2 separate regions of the Mus musculus genome follow, and region 2 is linked to region 1. A link is a loop called in an ENCODE intact Hi-C map of the cell type or tissue named here. Cell type or tissue: heart. All regions are shown on one strand.

Region 1 (8,000 bases):
AATTATATTTTATTAGACTCCCCTCACCCCTCTGTATTTTTTTTCAAGACAGAGTTTCTCTGTGTAACAACTCTGGCTGTTGCTCTGTAGATGGGGCTAGCCTCAGACTCACAGAGATCAATCTGCCCCCACCTCTCTTTAATACGTGCTGGCATTAAAGGTACGCATTACCATGCTTAGCCAATTCTATGTCTTCGTCAAAAAGTTATATACTATTTACCTACCTAGAAATGTTGAACAGTCATTTACGGTCAATCTCATTGTTTTGAAGGGTAATTTTTTTTTAACCAAATAATGTCCCATTGTGACAGTTTCATAATTCTGTGGCACTGTGCTTGGCTCGTGCTCACCCATCTCCTCCCCTTGGTAGCGCCTCTCCTTCCTCCTTCACTGCTCCCGTCTCCCAGTCAGTCTACCTTCTGCTCTGCGGGCATTTGCTTTTGTAAGAATCTGACTGTGTACAGCAATGCTCTTCTTTAATCCCAGCATTCAGAGGCAGAGGCAAGTCAATCTCTAGGACTTCAAGGCCAGCCTGGTCTACATAGCAAATTCAAAGCCAGAGGGAGCTACCTAGTGAGAGCTTGTCTCAAACAAACCTAGTTCTGCATGTGAAAGAAAATCTGTGAAACTTCTCCCAATTATGTAAGTGAGCTGCTTATGAAACCAAGGGGTTGCAAATGTGGGAATTATGGTATGAGGAACACCGGTTCCAGTCCGCAGCTTAGGGTGTTTGTGGGGAAACAAAGGGAACATGAATTATTTTGTTCCTCTGACTTTCCTGTGGTTCCGAGATTTAGCATCCCCCCACTTGAATTGAATGCTTGACTCCTAATCGGTTTTACACGTTACCTCGGGTCCCTCTCCACGTGGTAAAGGAAGCTAGAGTTCAATTTTAAAGCTGAGGAAAACTAAAAGGGAAAGAGAGATAAATAAATGATCAGTTAAAAAACTTCAACCAAAACCCGAATTCATTGCAAACCCACTAGCCAAAAAATATGTGATAGGTCAGAAAGATATAACATTACCGTGCACCTTTGGCCTGATTGTGCAAGAGTTTGCAAAATCAACGAGTGGAAACTATTTCAGAGAAAAGGCTGAAACTTCCAAAAAGACTTGATTAATCCTAAACATTTACAATACAAAATGACAGTCTAGTTATAAACAACTTATCCATACTAATAATCTTCTTTAACCTCCTTACAAGATTCTGTTTAGTGATGAAGGTGGCCCTTTTGATTTTAAAATGAACATAAAATAAAAATTTAAAATTCAATCGAAAGCCTTTTCCTAAGTGGGATGGTCCTTCCTAGCAGTCCGATTCCTCCTAGTGAAGGTTAGTGGGTGTTCTAGTTTCATATATGAAGTCTAACAGCAGACTGCCTGTGTTCACATTCACCACCTGGGTGTACTCAACATGGCCATGGTGCCTCCATTTTCCTTATCTGCAAAATGGGGGAAAGAGTATCTAAGATATTTTAAAGCTGTAAGACATCAAGTGCCTAACACCTCAAAACTGTATGTATATCTTTGTTATACCAAGGTGAAGACTCCGGTCAGATGAAGCCACACCCGGAGTATCACTGAAAGATGGAACACGGTGAACATTTGAGACGTCACTGGGAGACCCCCATCTTGGAAGTCTAGGTTATGATATTTTTCACACCGCTGCTCATCACAAACCTCTGAACTCTTCAAGTCTCCTTTTCTTCGGGCCCCTTGCCTGAAGAAACTCATACTAGACCTGCCAGGTACTTCTAAGGTTAATTATGCATAGGTTTCTCTAAACCATCGATGCTAAGCCTCTAGGAACCCTCTCAACTCTCTTTTCTGGTTTGTTCTAGAAGACGCCTATAGTCTTCCCTCATCTGCTTCCTCCCGAGGCTCCTGCACAGCTCTGCTTGGGAAACCCTTTTTAATACATTCCCCGGCTCCTTAGAGGCGTTCTGAATCCCCAAACCATCATCTGAAACTGTTCCTGAAAATCCGTTGTCGAGCGCTCCTGAGCTCTTCATCGGATTCCTAGTTAAAGAAGCCACAGAGGAGTAAGCTGGGGCTTCCGAGTTGGTGAGTTGAGCTGAAGACCAGCTTGGGAATTGTCCCTTTAGGTCCCTTTAGACACCACAAAGAGAGAGAGGAGGAGGATAGTGACGCACCTGAATAGGTCCGCTAGAGTAAGGAAATAAACTAGGACTTGACGTGGATTGAGTAGGAGGGCAACACTCACACACACACACAGAGGGGGGCACACACACACTCACACACGGATGACAGACAGCAGAACAGAGAGGCAGGCAGCACCAGCTGTCTGACAACCGCCAAGCTCGGATTCGGACACCGTCTCTAAGCGGGTACCGCAGTGCCCTCCCTGACACCTCCGCAGGTTACAGTTAGAGCATCCCTCCGCCCAGCCCGGCTCCCCGCCCCCCACGAACTCGGGTCCCCAGTGTCCTCTAGAACGCCGGCGTGGCTGTCGCACTTCGAACCCCCTCGCCCACCCTTGCCCACCCTCTCGCCCTGGGCGCCGGCGGCCGCGTCTCTGGCCAGCCTCCGGCCCCGCATCAATCATTAACGCGGCGGCCCGAGCGGTCGCAGCCCGAGAAGGGGGGGATGGTAGGAGACGCAAGACAGGGGACACCTCCATCCCCCCGCCGCGGCGCAGACACCCTAACCCCGGGGGCCCCCGCCCTGCGCGGCGCCGCCCTCCCCCGCCAGCGCCTCGCGCACATCCCGCCTCCCGCCGCCCGCCCCGCGCGCACGATGCCCAGTCACCGCCGCGCCGCCGCCGCCGCCACCACCGCCACCACCGCCGCAGTCAGCCGCGCCACCGCCGCCACCGCAGCGCGGCCGGCCGCGGGCTGAGAGACCCGAGCGTGGCGAGGACGCCGCCGGCAAGCCGCGCGCGCAGCAGCAGCCTCCCGCCCGGTGCGCCGAGCCCCCGGAGCAGCCCGCTTCCAAGCCGAGGCCGCGTAGCCAACCTGCGGCCGCGGTCCCGCGCGCGCGCGCGCGCACAAAGGCTCCGACGGCGCCCGGCGCCCGCGGTGGCCTCGCGCGCGCCCTAGCTAAGCCCGGGGCACCATGCCGCGGCGCCTGCAGCAGCGGGGCGCCGGCGTGAAGGGACCGCCGGCCTCGACCTCCCGGCGCTCGCATCCCGCCTCCGCCTCCGCCCCCCGGAGCCCGCCGGCGGCCACGACCAAGCCGCTGCTGCGCTGGGACGAGGTGCCCGATGACTTCGTGGAGTGCTTCATCCTGTCCGGCTACCGGCGGCTGCCGTGCACCGCGCAAGAGTGCCTGGCCTCGGTGCTGAAGCCCACCAATGAGACGCTCAACTTCTGGACGCACTTCATCCCGCTGCTGCTGTTCCTCAGTAAGTTCTGCCGCCTCTTCTTCCTGGGCGGCAGCGATGTGCCCTTCCACCACCCCTGGCTGCTGCCGCTGTGGTGCTATGCGTCGGGGGTGCTGCTGACCTTCGCCATGAGCTGCACGGCGCACGTGTTCAGCTGCCTGTCGCTGCGCCTGCGCGCCGCCTTCTTCTACCTGGACTACGCTTCCATCAGCTACTATGGCTTCGGCAGCACCGTGGCCTACTACTACTACCTGCTGCCCAGCCTGAGCCTGCTGGACGCCAGGGTCATGACGCCGTATGTGCAGCAGCGCCTGGGCTGGCACGTGGACTGCACCCGCCTCATCGCGGTCTACCGCGCGCTCGTGCTGCCCGTGGCCTTCGTGCTGGCTGTGGCCTGCACCGTGGCTTGCTGTAAGAGCCGCACCGACTGGTGCTCCTACCCGTTCGCCCTGCGCACCTTCGTCTTCGTCATGCCGCTCAGCATGGCCTGCCCCATTATGCTAGAGAGCTGGCTCTTCGACCTGCGAGGCGAGAACCCCACACTCTTCGTGCACTTCTACCGCCGCTACTTCTGGCTGGTGGTGGCCGCCTTCTTCAACGTGAGCAAGATCCCTGAGCGCATCCAGCCGGGTCTCTTCGACATCATTGGCCACAGCCATCAGCTCTTCCACATCTTCACTTTCCTCAGCATCTATGACCAGGTGTACTACGTGGAAGAGGGCCTGCGCCAGTTCCTCCAGGCACCCCCTGCCGCGCCCACCTTCTCGGGCACAGTGGGCTACATGCTGCTGCTGGTGGTTTGCCTGGGACTAGTCATCAGGAAGTTCCTGAACAGCACCGAATTCTGCAGTAAAAAGTGAGCCTCCACCCCCGGAGGAGGCTATGGTTTGCCCACCGGTTTGCGTGGAGTTTCTGTTGTTGTTGTTGTTATTGTTGGTTTGTTTTCAAGTTTTGTTGTTTCCTTCTTTGCTGGAAGAGGGTGCTGCAGGCCACTAGGGAAAGGTTCCCTGACAGTTGGGGAATCCCAAGTCCACTGGCCTTTAGAAGAGGGAGATGGGAGGTGAAACAGAAGGAAGAGGGCCTCCGGGAAGAAAATTAGGGACTGTCTATGATATCCAGGGATTTTTGCAAAGACAGTGAGGATTGTGATTACAGATAGAGCCCCAAGCAGTTGGCTTTTCTAACAGTCTTCTGTGTCCCTTAGTGAAGGCAGGTATGCAGTGAAGAGGATAAACACAAACCCCTGGCTGCTTCTGAGGTCTAGCAATGCTTGGATTTGTCGAAAGAATGGAGCTTTCTCTGTTGGGAAATGGGCACAAAGACACAAACCCGGGGCTTAACCCGCTAGACAATGCATGGAATGTGAACACAAGTTAATTATTTCAAAATGTGTATCAGATGTTATTTAAATGATAATATATTCAATGATTTTTTTCATAATTTATCGAAGCCTGTGAGATGCACTGGATTTCCTTTGTCACATAGTTTTGATTTTTGCAGCCTTCTGCATTGCACACGTGAACTGGACCTTAGGGCAAGCTGCTTGAGAGAGTTCTCGACTACATTTTTAAACAGTGTTCTGTGAAGGCCTGTGAGTGTCATGATAAAACTGTGAATGACTACATAGGGACTCTGATTAGACTATTGGTTAGGCTCCTGTGGTTTGTATAGGTCTCCAATTCCTACTTACTTTGATGTATTCCACAAAACCCACCCTGGGTTTTTGTCTCCCCCCCCTCTCTCTTTCTCTCTTTTTTTATCTGATTCTTTCCTCTCTACTTACTTAAGTTGCCACTAAAATAAATGTGCCTTTTGAAGCAATGCCCAAATGACTGGTCCTCAAACGTAGCTTCTTGTACTGGGAGAACAGCATATTCTTTTCCCACTTTGCTGCAAATCATGGATGAACAGAACGGAGGGAAGGTGGAGGGTGGGTTTAGGTTTCTAGTGGGGCCAGAAATAGCTTGATGGTGTACAGAGTGTTTGGCTTCTGCAAGAGTCAGCCCTCTAACGTGGCTGAGGTTCCTACTGCAGCCACAACGGCTGGGAGGTTAGGACAGCGACACATGTATCCTTGCTTCAATTTTAAAAGGCAGTCAGGATCAGGAAGTTCTATTATGAAAGTCAGAATCTTGTTATTTATTACTGAAATTTTTGAGTTAAGACTACAATTGCCCAGTTAAACCTCAAAGTCTCATTTGAATCCAGGCTGTGGAAATGATTGGTAGTCACCCCAAATCCTTGCAGAGTTAGGGAACATGTTCCCAGATTCTTTCTAATGACCCTATTGGCCAGTGTTGTTAGACATTTCTTATAAATGTTAACCTGTCATTAACCTAACAGCAGTATATTTAAATATTCGCCACACTTCTTGGTAAAAGTCCTTCAGACTAAGAGGCAACTAAGAATGGGGAGCATTGGCTTAGTGGTGTAATTGAAGACAAGCACATGGGGTCTATGAACACTTACCTCAGTCCTGGTAAGATGGTGCTCCTGAAAAGATTAGTGTTTTGTCTATGCTTTTAATTGCTATTGTATTTGTAAATAGAGAACCTTGGCACAATTCCCTGGAGGAACCAATGCCCTGAGTGTGTTCACTTGCACACAGAAGTTAAATGTGTGTGTGTGTGAGAGAGAGGGGGGACGGGATGTATTGAATTTAGGACTTCTTAATAGGATTTTAAATTTTACTTTGCATGACTCCTGATGAATGTCAATGTCTTATCCTTTGCAAAATGCCAGGAGATTTCTGTGTGTTTACAGAAGTTGATAGTGTGCTTACTACCAGTGCTGTTACTCAGTGAAGCCGAATCCAGCACTTATATCCGGGGATAACTGTAGACATCAGGATGTATCCACGTACACTTTCTTGCATGCTGCTGTTACTTCTTGTAGAGTCTCAAAGAATGTTCATTCATAAACTAAAGAAACAGCTTAAGGGATATTATGTAGGATTTTTGTTGTTATGGTTGTTGAATTGGGACACCCCCTCTGGAAGGAACTCTCAAGAGAGAGACATCTGGAAGAATCCATGAACGTGAGAACAGGCACTAACACCCAGAGTTTGTCACTTTAGGTTTTTGTTGGAGATCTTCCGGGTCCTCTCTAGCTGTGTGTCTTTGTCTTTAAGCAGAGGCCACTTGAGGATAAAAATCATACCCGGATCGTTTTCAAGTGATTATGATGCACGAGCCAGTGAGATGACCCGCTTTCCCAGGCAAGATCTCCCCACACAGCATGCTCCAGGAAAAAGGAGGCTTCACCTCCCCTCTCCTCCTGACATCTCCTCCCCTCCACCCCATCCCCACCCCCATCCCTGGCTCTGCACCACTAGCATTAGGGATGGGACATTCTAATTGAAAAGAGGATTGGCTTCCCTTCCTGTTCCCAGATACACCACATACACCATTCCCGATCAGAGATGCTTTAACCACACGTTCATGGCTCTGAACTATGTTATTTCTGTTAAGGCAGATAATGCCATTTTAGAGCAAATATTTACTCAGTCTATTTGCACAGAGCTAACGGGGCTTATTACACATTTCAGGAGTAATGTAGCCGTCAGAATAAAACTCTAAAATAATACTTTTCCACCTTCTCCATTTCACCACATCCACTAGGTTTGATTGCATTTAACAGTTCAAAATACATGACAAATTATACATAAGGATTCGCTATCTTCATACAATCTATTCGGCAGTAAAATTTTGAAACATATTATAAAACCCAATTTCCTTTTCATTTGTAGCCATAACCTAGGTGGCATCTCCAGGAGCAGCCCCCTCGGAAGGGTGCCTGGGAAATGAGTGATGTCTGTGCCCATTGCTCCGTGAGTTGCTTCTAGGGCTGGCTAAGGCTCAGGTTCAGTTGGCTACAGGGAGACCCTTTCTCCTTTCTCAGCTTGCCACTCAGGTGAAGAAGATGACCTTCCCAGAGAGAGGAAGTACAGACTCCTTCATGTCATGACTGGCTTGTAAAAATAAACATGATCTTTTTCCACTGGCCATACACGTTCCATAAATAGCCCAGGGAGAAAGTACGGGGCTACATAACTGTCCAGAGTGGCCTTAGACTGCTTCCATTCATAAACCCCACTGTAAGTGCTCACAGTCAGAAAACCACGTAGCCTAATCTGATGGGCAACTTTATATATGGGGGAACTATTGCTAAGAATATCAAACTGGTAAGTTTTTCTGATTGAGTGATGGGTCTGAGGGGCTGACAGCAACAAGCCAGGGGTTTTAACCTTCCACTCCCCCAGCTAGTATATCTGCTCAAAGCTATAGTCGACAGGTATGGTTGAAGTTGCTTTTTAAGGGTTTTATCATTGGCTGAAGGTGACAGAATTCAGTCTTCAAACTGATAGTGAAAGCAGGGACAGCTGTGTGCTCAGCTGTGTCTATTACTCTGCAGGACTATGTTGCATGGTCAAGTATACAGATGCTGATTGGATATATTGTGTGTAATCATGGATAAGATATCCTTTAATTGAATACATCTATTCAGTTTTAAAATAGATCAAAATAAGAGACGGGAACCTTTAAAATTAGATTATAGGATCTTAAAATGTCACCAGCCACCGAGATGATTTCTGTCACCTTGTTCTTTATCCATTAAGTTTGCCATTGCTGATTGACTCCGTTAGGCTCCTTTGGCT
Region 2 (8,000 bases), 76 kb after region 1:
CTTGCTTCCTCATATTATAACACGTATAAATCTGGAGATCAATGAGGGACAGTTGGTGCCAGAGCACACCTGAGCTCCTCCAGGCGCGCTTAAAACAGCGAGAGGGAGAGTCCAGGAACGCACACTCCTGAGCCCATCCAAAGCCCTGGTAGGCTTGGTTTCCTGGCACTTTTCAAGATGACCAGAGGAAGTCGTGTCTCCTGGTTTGCTTCCTCTTGCTGTGATAAGCACCATGATAGAAATAAGTTTAGAATCAGGAAGGGTCTATTTGATGTTCATTTCCAGTTACCAGTCCAGGCAGGACCCTGGAGGCAGAGGCTGCAGCAGAGGCCAAGGAGGATCACTGTTTACCAGTTGGTCCCCATAGCTTCTGCTCAGCGGCCTTCTCATATTGTCCCACACAGGGTAATGCTGCTCATGGTGGGCTGGGCCTGCTCACATCAATCACCCATAAAGACAGTCCAGCATTCCAGAGGCTGAGGCAGGAGGACTGTTGTAACTTATAGTCAACCTGAGTACATAGTGAACTCTAGGTTAACCTAGGTTAAAAATTGAGCTGGCAAGATGGCTCAGTGGTTAAGAGCGCCAACTGCTCTTCCGAAGGTCCTGAGTTCAAATCCCAGCAACCACATGGTGGCTCATAACCACCTGTAATGAGGTCTGCCGCCCTCTTCTGGTGTGTCTGAAGTCAGCTACAGTGTACTTACATATAATAAATAAATCTTTAAAAAAAATTAAACCTTGTCTCAAGTTAAAAGAAAAAAAGATAATCAGGAGGCACTCATACCATTCTTGGAGTTAATTGTGTGGGAAAAGCCTCTTATTTTCTTAAAGCAGGCTCCACATACTTATGGCAGATATTGAAACATTCTGGTGGGCTTTATCTTAAAATATGAAACTAAGGATTAGAATATTAAATTTGGTTTGCATTTTCACAAAATGTCTGTTATATTTCAGACCAGCGCTAATTCTCATCACGCACAAGGACAGGATCAGTTTGAACTTTTTTGGTGTGTGTGTGTGTGTGTGTGTGTGTGTGTGTGTGTGTGTGTGTGTGTTATGTTGTTTATATGTACATGCACACTTCCATGTATGGCCAGATGTTGACACCAGGATGTCTTCCTCAATAACACGCTGCCTACTTTTTTGAGGCAGAGTCTCTCTCTCTCCCTCACTGAACCTGGAGTTCCCGGTCTCAGAATGGCTGGCTAGGGAGCCCCCTGGATCTACCTGACTTCCCTTCTGTCCTCGCAGCTTTTACGTGGGTGGTGGGGATTTGAACTCAGATTCTCCCTTGACTCCTTAGTCGTCTTCCCAGCCCCAGCATAAACTTTTAAAACACAACTTTCCTGATGAAACCGCATTTTACACGACAAGTCTTCTCTTTGCTTTGTGACTCTCACTGCTGCTGTCTGTATCTGGAGCGGTCCCCAAGGGCCTGAGTGCCGAGACCCTCAGCCCACTGTGCTATTGTCAAAGGGAGGGGTCCTGTGGGTGGTAACTGAGGGTCTACCCCTCTCTAAGCAGGTAGATGGATCCTGGTCCCTTCTTGGCTCTTGTTCTCTTTCCTCCCTCTGTAAGGCCAACAGTTTGGCTCCCCTCAGGCTCCTGCTGTGATATTCTGCCTCTGGCTGGAAGCAACCCTGCCAGCCAGTCACAGATTGAACAAAATGGTAAGATTTTTACCTTCTTTTCTCTTTGTAACTTGATTGTTGCAGGTGTGTGTGTGTGTGTGTGTGTGTGTGTGTGTGTGTGTGTGTGTGTATGTTCATGGGGTGTAAAAAAAAGTCAAGAGACTCACTTTTGAAAAAGCACCATAGGGGTCTATCTGTCTCACAGGTTTCTGTTAATAGATAATACTTTGGTATTGAAAAGCATTCCCTTGAGCTTGCAGTGTGGCTCCGAGGTAAAGCTCACGTTTAGCATGTCTTGGGACCCTGAGTCCAATCCAAAGGGAGAGAAGGGAGACAAAAGTCATCGTAGTTTGGAGACTTTTCATCAGCCACCTCCTTTGGCTTCTTTCAGTTGTTCTTGAAGTAGCCTAAGTTCAGTCGCCGTATAAAGCTCCCCACCGTCTCCTTTTGGTCAATATCTTTTAATGCTGGATCTTTTATGGGCTAATGCTGTCTCGTGAGTGATTGTGTTGAATTTACGGTGCATTCTAAGATGTCTACAAGGTTGGTAAATGAACCAGAGATGAAGCAACAGACACAATGGCCCACTTGATGCCAATACCCTACAGAGCCCATGCTACGCTTGCAAGTGGTCAGTTCACGGGTGATTTTGTTCATGTTCCCATGACTCTTTGCACAGCCAGGCAAGGGTAACTCATCCTTTGAGAAGGAGGACTCCTGGCCCCTCCACTCCGCTATCCTTCAGATGACCTACCCACAAGACTGTTGTCTCTCAGCAGCTCCCTTTAGCTACTACTGCCTGCTGTCCTGTAGCTTCTTACCCCAACTCTGCTTCATAAAACACCAGAAACCGATCTCACGCATGTGACGTGTACACACTCCTTCAGAGGTCCCTTGAGTCTATCTCAAATTTAACACATTAAACATCTCAGGACATTTACGGTTTATAATTTTGGTCAGAACTGTAGTTCCAGGTCAAATATGTGTTTTTAAAGAGCAAACAACATGGTTCTTAATAAACTTTTAAAATCACATGGTAAGATCAATGTCTTTCTTATGAGTGTCAGCAACAACAGACTGACCCATGTTAGAACCTTTTACTTTCCAGTGAGGAAACAAACACAGGCATTGATCTGTAAATTAAGAAAAGAAAACACTGCTGCATAATTACACTCAAGCAGTTTTCTATTTATTCATGGTTAATACTGTTTTATATTTTAAAATCCTACAGGGGAAGTATTTTCAGGCATGAAAACTCCAGAGTATTACTAGGCAAAAAAAAAAAAAAAAAAAAAAAAAAAAAAAGAGCAATGTTTTCACCATATAACTCCAAACTGTGACTTTGTAATAAACTAACTACAAACTCTTGAGTTTTCTGATAGCTCATTCTGGAAATGTGTATAAACTAAACAACTTATTTTCTTCTTGGCTCTTCTAAAGACATTTTTACTTAGTTGTGGGTGTAAGTTTCAGAATATAATATCTGCTGCCAAGTCTGTAATTCCTTTTACAAAACTGTCGTACAGGGTGTGGTACATTTAGGGATTTTTTTTTTAAAGTTGTAATTCCTGGTAAGGTTCTTGCCCCCCACCAACTTTAAAAAATGAAAACAAAACAGAACAGAAAACCCAATGCTGGGACTAGGGAGGGCATAGAGAGATGGTGCAGCGCCCACGAGATGGGTCACAACTGTCTGGAACTCCAGTTCCAGGGGGATTTATCACCCTCTTCTGGTCTTTGTGTACACTGAACACACACACACACACACACACACACACACACACACACACACACACACACACACGCACGCACACACACAGAGTGCATAGATATATACATGTAGGCAAAACACCTATTAAAACTTGTTTTAAATGCTAAGGCAATCTAAACTCTGAAGAGGACTCTGGTTCCTAGACAGGTCCTTGGGTTTTCCAGTTTTGTTTTGTTTGTTTGTTTGTTTGTTTGTTTGTTTGCTTGTTTCTGAAACAGGGTTTCTCTGTGTAGCCTTTGCTGTCCTGGAACTCACTCTGTAGACCAGCCTGGCTTTTAACTCAAAGACCTGCCTGCCTTTGCCTTCCAAGTACTGGGATTAAAGGCGTGCACCACCACCGACTGGTAGGTTTTCCGACTTTTAGGTTATTGCCTGTAGTCATTGTTATTTGCTTGCCGGAGTGTTAAGTTCTTAAGATTACAAGTTCATTATTAGAAATTAAATCTTTAAAATATTTGTGTGTGTGCCCAAAAAAGCCAGATGAGGGTAATAAGTCCCAGGGAGTTGACTGATATGGGGTGCTGGAAATGAACTTGGGTCCTCTGAAAGAACCACAGGCAAGTCCTCTTATTCTCTGCGCTATCGGGCCCTGGAGTTAGGGTATTGACAAGTCTTGCCTTGCCTTGTTTTTGTTTCTTTGTTTGTTTTCTTTTATCTTTTTCTTCTTCTTATAAAGGTGAATGTAATGCAAAAGGCGCGTCGTTAATGAAACCCTCAAGTTAAGTTGTAGCTCCCATGAGTCTCGAGTACATTCTGCTCTTGGTGGTCTTTTAGGACTCTCTGGTGACGTTAAAAAAAAAAGTATGAAATTTTTCTGAAGTTAAATAAAGCCTCGATGCTAGAACCGTTCTCGGGGATATAGTTTATAAATCTTAACTCATCAATAACGTTTCCTTTTCCGGCGTTCGGAAAACTTCAAAAAAAACAGAGGTGCCTGCAGAGAAACACCGTTTTCACAACCTAACGTGGGTGGTGAGATGAGAGGATCTGACATTTAACAACAATTCACTCACAAATCGCTTGCTTGCAAATGCATGTTGAAATCTGCCCACAAAATCATCTCTCTAGCCATTGTTACACTCCGGTGCACACAGGCTCAAGCGCGAGTGTATTTAAAGCGAGAGTTAAGGGCTGGAAGTCCACTATGGAAGGATCTCTTTACTTGCCCCTTGGGACTGCTATTCCAAGAACACAAAGGAGGAGCCGGGTTCCCCAGCAGTTTTACTTGAGAGCAGCTGGGGGCAACCCCCCACCCCGGAAAACCAAGGCTGGTCCTGGGTACCGCTGGCGGGGCTCCCTTCCCCCCTGCGGCCGCCCAGGGGACAGGCTGTGGCCCCTCCCGCTGGAGAACAAACGGGACATTCAGCCGCCGCCCGCGGCTGCCAGGGCGCGTCCCCTGGGGAAATTAGGCGTGGAGTCCGCCCGGATCGCCTTCAAAAACCGCCCTCCTGCCGGCCGCGGCGCACTCTGTACCTGGCTGCGGGCGCCCGGCGGGATGCTGCAGTGAGCTGCCGGCCATGGGGGGCGCGAGCGCCTGCATCCCGCTCTGCCTGCTTCTGGCCACCGCGCGGATGGCCCGGCCGCAGACGCCAGAGAGGTAACGTCCCCCGCCCTCCCTTCCCCGCGCCCGGGAACCCGCACAGCGCCACCGCGGACTGCGGTGCTCCCCCCCCCGAGCGCTGGCCCTACGGCTCCCGGGCCACCACGTGGCGCGGCTCGCCCTCCCTTGCCTTGCCTCCCAGCGGTTTGGGCGCCGGCGCTTTAGCGCTTGAATATGCTTGAATATGCGCCCTCCTCCGCCCCGCGCTTTTCCTCCCAGCTTGGCCAATCTAAGACTAACCTGGGGAGCCGGTCTTTAAGTGACTCCTCACTAACAGCCTAGTGCCTGGCCAGAGGCACCTACAGGATGGCTAACTCCCGCATCACCTCCAACCGCGGCTGCCTCCCCTTTTCCCGGGGCGCGCTGAGACACCCAAGTTTTCCAGAAAGGGGAAAAAACAAGGCCTGTCTCTAAATCTGGAGACAAACTTAATCTTTACCATGTCTTTTAAACCATGCAGCTCTGCCAGAGTGACTCTCAATACCTCTCCCACTCTCTCCCGTTAACTCATTCAATTTTTATATAACTTTTTGAGTGGGATATTTTACTATAGCTGCACGTATATGGTCTGTCTTAATGATGAATTTGGGCGAGTGCGTTATCGGGCTATAATTTAAATATTCTAAGAGATGGCAAGCATTCAGATCTTTTCTCTGGTGAAAGATTTTATTAAACAACATTCACTCGTTTATATCAGCACGTATGCCTTTTTGGAATTAACATTAGATTGTTAGGCTGCAGATCAATGTAAACGTTCTCTCTCTTATTTTCACAGACCTGTTTTCACATGTGGCGGCATTCTTACCGGAGAGTCTGGATTTATTGGCAGTGAAGGTTTTCCTGGAATGTACCCTCCGAATAGCAAATGTACTTGGAAAATCACAGTAAGCATTTATTTTAAAGGTGTTCTTCTGGACGTGGCTACTGGAAACAGTACACACGGATGCCATTTGCGTCTGGTGTCAGGATTTGGGTTAGTGGCAGATTCCAGAAAACGTGAAATGCTGGATTTACTTCACCTATCTGGGAGGTTTATTAAGAGACCTGGGGGATGTCCTGCAATAGCGATTAGAGAGGGCTCAAGATGATGGTTGAAGGAAGAAACCCTTCAAGCACGAGTTTCTGACAAAGTTTCTGACAACTCGTGCCTGACTCGATTGAGTCATTTTGAATTCCTGATTAAGGCTGTTTCTAGTTAGAGGTCTGGTGTAAACACCATTGAAAGTTAGATACTGTTCATGCCCACACAACTCCCTGTGGGAAATAAACGATCAAAGCAGTTTTGACTACTTCATACTCCGGAGAAAAAGAACAACAGTTACCACCATTGCTGCCAGTTGCTCTCCCTTCTTAGGAACCACCACTAAAGGCCATCTAAGAATGGAGGATGCTAGTGATGAGGGCTTAATAAAATTCCCATGGTGCTCACTGTGGGCTGTATTAGCCGCAGTCAAGGCAGGAAACCAGATACAGACATAATTAATGAAATAAAAGTCGCCTGAATCACACTTTCTGGTCACTGCTGCTGTAAATTTTGTTGCTATCTTCATTTTCTTGTTCCTGGGAAGTTATTTGGTAACCAAAAGTATTCATTTAGTCAGTTATGATTCATTGCATGTATGTGTTTTCTGTGGCTGTGGACTGAACCCAGAGCCCCATGCATGCTAGATAAGTGCTCTATCACTGAGCTACATACCCAGCCCCAGATCACATTTGAAGGACTATGTGCCAGACACTTAACCATGCCAGGTGATTAGCAAGCATTTCAGCGAACCTGCAGAATCACTTTGACCATTATATCCTCTACTTTTTGTAGGAAAGCTGAGGTCAAGCAAATTAGTCAGAGACATTGGTTTGATAAGCCCAACTTTACCTGTAGTGAAGACCTGAGTTTGGCAGGCGGATTTGAGAGAAGGACCCCTCTATAATATAAAACGTTGCTTTTTTGTGTGCCTTGATGCCCTCTTGTAAAATTCTAGTGAATGGATATAGATTTCATTCTATCATTATAGCACATGGAGCTAGGGGAGACTACGTTCCAGAAACAGCTTTGAAACACTGATGCTAATAAATGTGACATAAGGCTGGGGAACAAATGTAAAGAGACTTGGTTTCTTATTATAATTGTGGTTTAATTGTGACTCAGTTGCAAGGTCAAAAAGAGTCATCGTGTGCCTAGCAAGTCAAACACCATGGTTGGTTGTGTATTGGAGGACTTAGCAGTCACGTTGCTGTGGCATCAGACGAGGGAGGGGTGTGTCCACTGGGAGGGGCTTCTGGACTAGAGAGAGCTTTGCCTCAGAGGAAATGCAGTTGCCAAAAAGAAAAAGAAAAAGAAAAAAAAAAAGAAAACAAGATCCAAAAAACAGGCATAGGGGTGTGGTGGTGGAGTGAGTGTGGAGTGTTAAGTGGTAGGGTGGGGAACGTGTTTAATTGCCTTAATAACTCAAGGAGGCTGGGACAGAAGGAACAAAGACCATTGTCTGGACAGGAAGTTAAAGCCGAGGATCGTAATGGAGCTGAAGCCAACCAAAAGCCTGAGTAGAGAGTCCTGGACTCGAAGAGGTTGGGAGGGCAAAGATGAAGAAATATGTCATCTCTTACCTTCTGGTGTTTCATAGGCAGGCATGCATGCAGTTAGGATGCTGTGGCTCCAGCTGAGAGGCCCACTGCCCTTTGTGGCTCCTGTCCTGGGCAGGGATGTCCTCTTGGGTGACTACCCAAGGCAGTCCAGAGAGACTTTCTCAAAGCCAGTTGTATTATACAGGGTTCCCAGAAGGAATGAAACCAATAATGTGTGTGTGTGTGTGTGTGTGTGTGTGTGTGTGTGTGTGTGTGTGTTTTAAAGTCAACTAAGCCAGATACCTTAGCAGTCTCAATCTGGTACTGAAAACCTGGATGCTCCCTGGAGCTCAGCTGATGTACAACTGAAGTACATTTCCAGCCTCTAGTCTAGGATATTAAATTTTAATAGCAACTTCTTGTATGACAGGGC

What was found. A loop is a pair of places that touch in the nucleus more often than their neighbours do. Peaks named below come from ENCODE experiments on the same cell type or tissue, not always from the same donor. Only the 100,000 strongest peaks of a DNase experiment are listed, where the experiment ranks them.
Region 2: a loop joins it to region 1, with 2.2 times the contacts of the local background. A loop is called at or near these places in 1 of 42 quality-filtered maps.

What each region holds. Positions count from the first base shown.
Region 1 is chr9:95,556,884-95,564,883 of GRCm38, forward strand. It overlaps Paqr9 (progestin and adipoQ receptor family member IX), which reads left to right and starts at 2,751. Exons shown (of 1, transcript NM_198414.3): 1 at 2,751-8,000. The coding sequence starts at 3,076. The coding sequence ends at 4,203. In heart, a CTCF peak has its summit at 4,327; a DNase peak (open chromatin) is centred at 3,458; H3K4me3 peaks cover 2,555 bases; H3K27ac peaks cover 1,607 bases; H3K27me3 peaks cover 6,595 bases.
Region 2 is chr9:95,632,872-95,640,871 of GRCm38, forward strand. Pcolce2 (procollagen C-endopeptidase enhancer 2) reads left to right here and starts at 4,757. Exons shown (of 9, transcript NM_029620.2): 1 at 4,757-5,002; 2 at 5,781-5,889. The coding sequence starts at 4,923. In heart, a CTCF peak has its summit at 4,881; DNase peaks (open chromatin) are centred at 4,920 and 7,260; H3K4me3 peaks cover 1,623 bases; H3K27ac peaks cover 1,038 bases; H3K27me3 peaks cover 3,471 bases.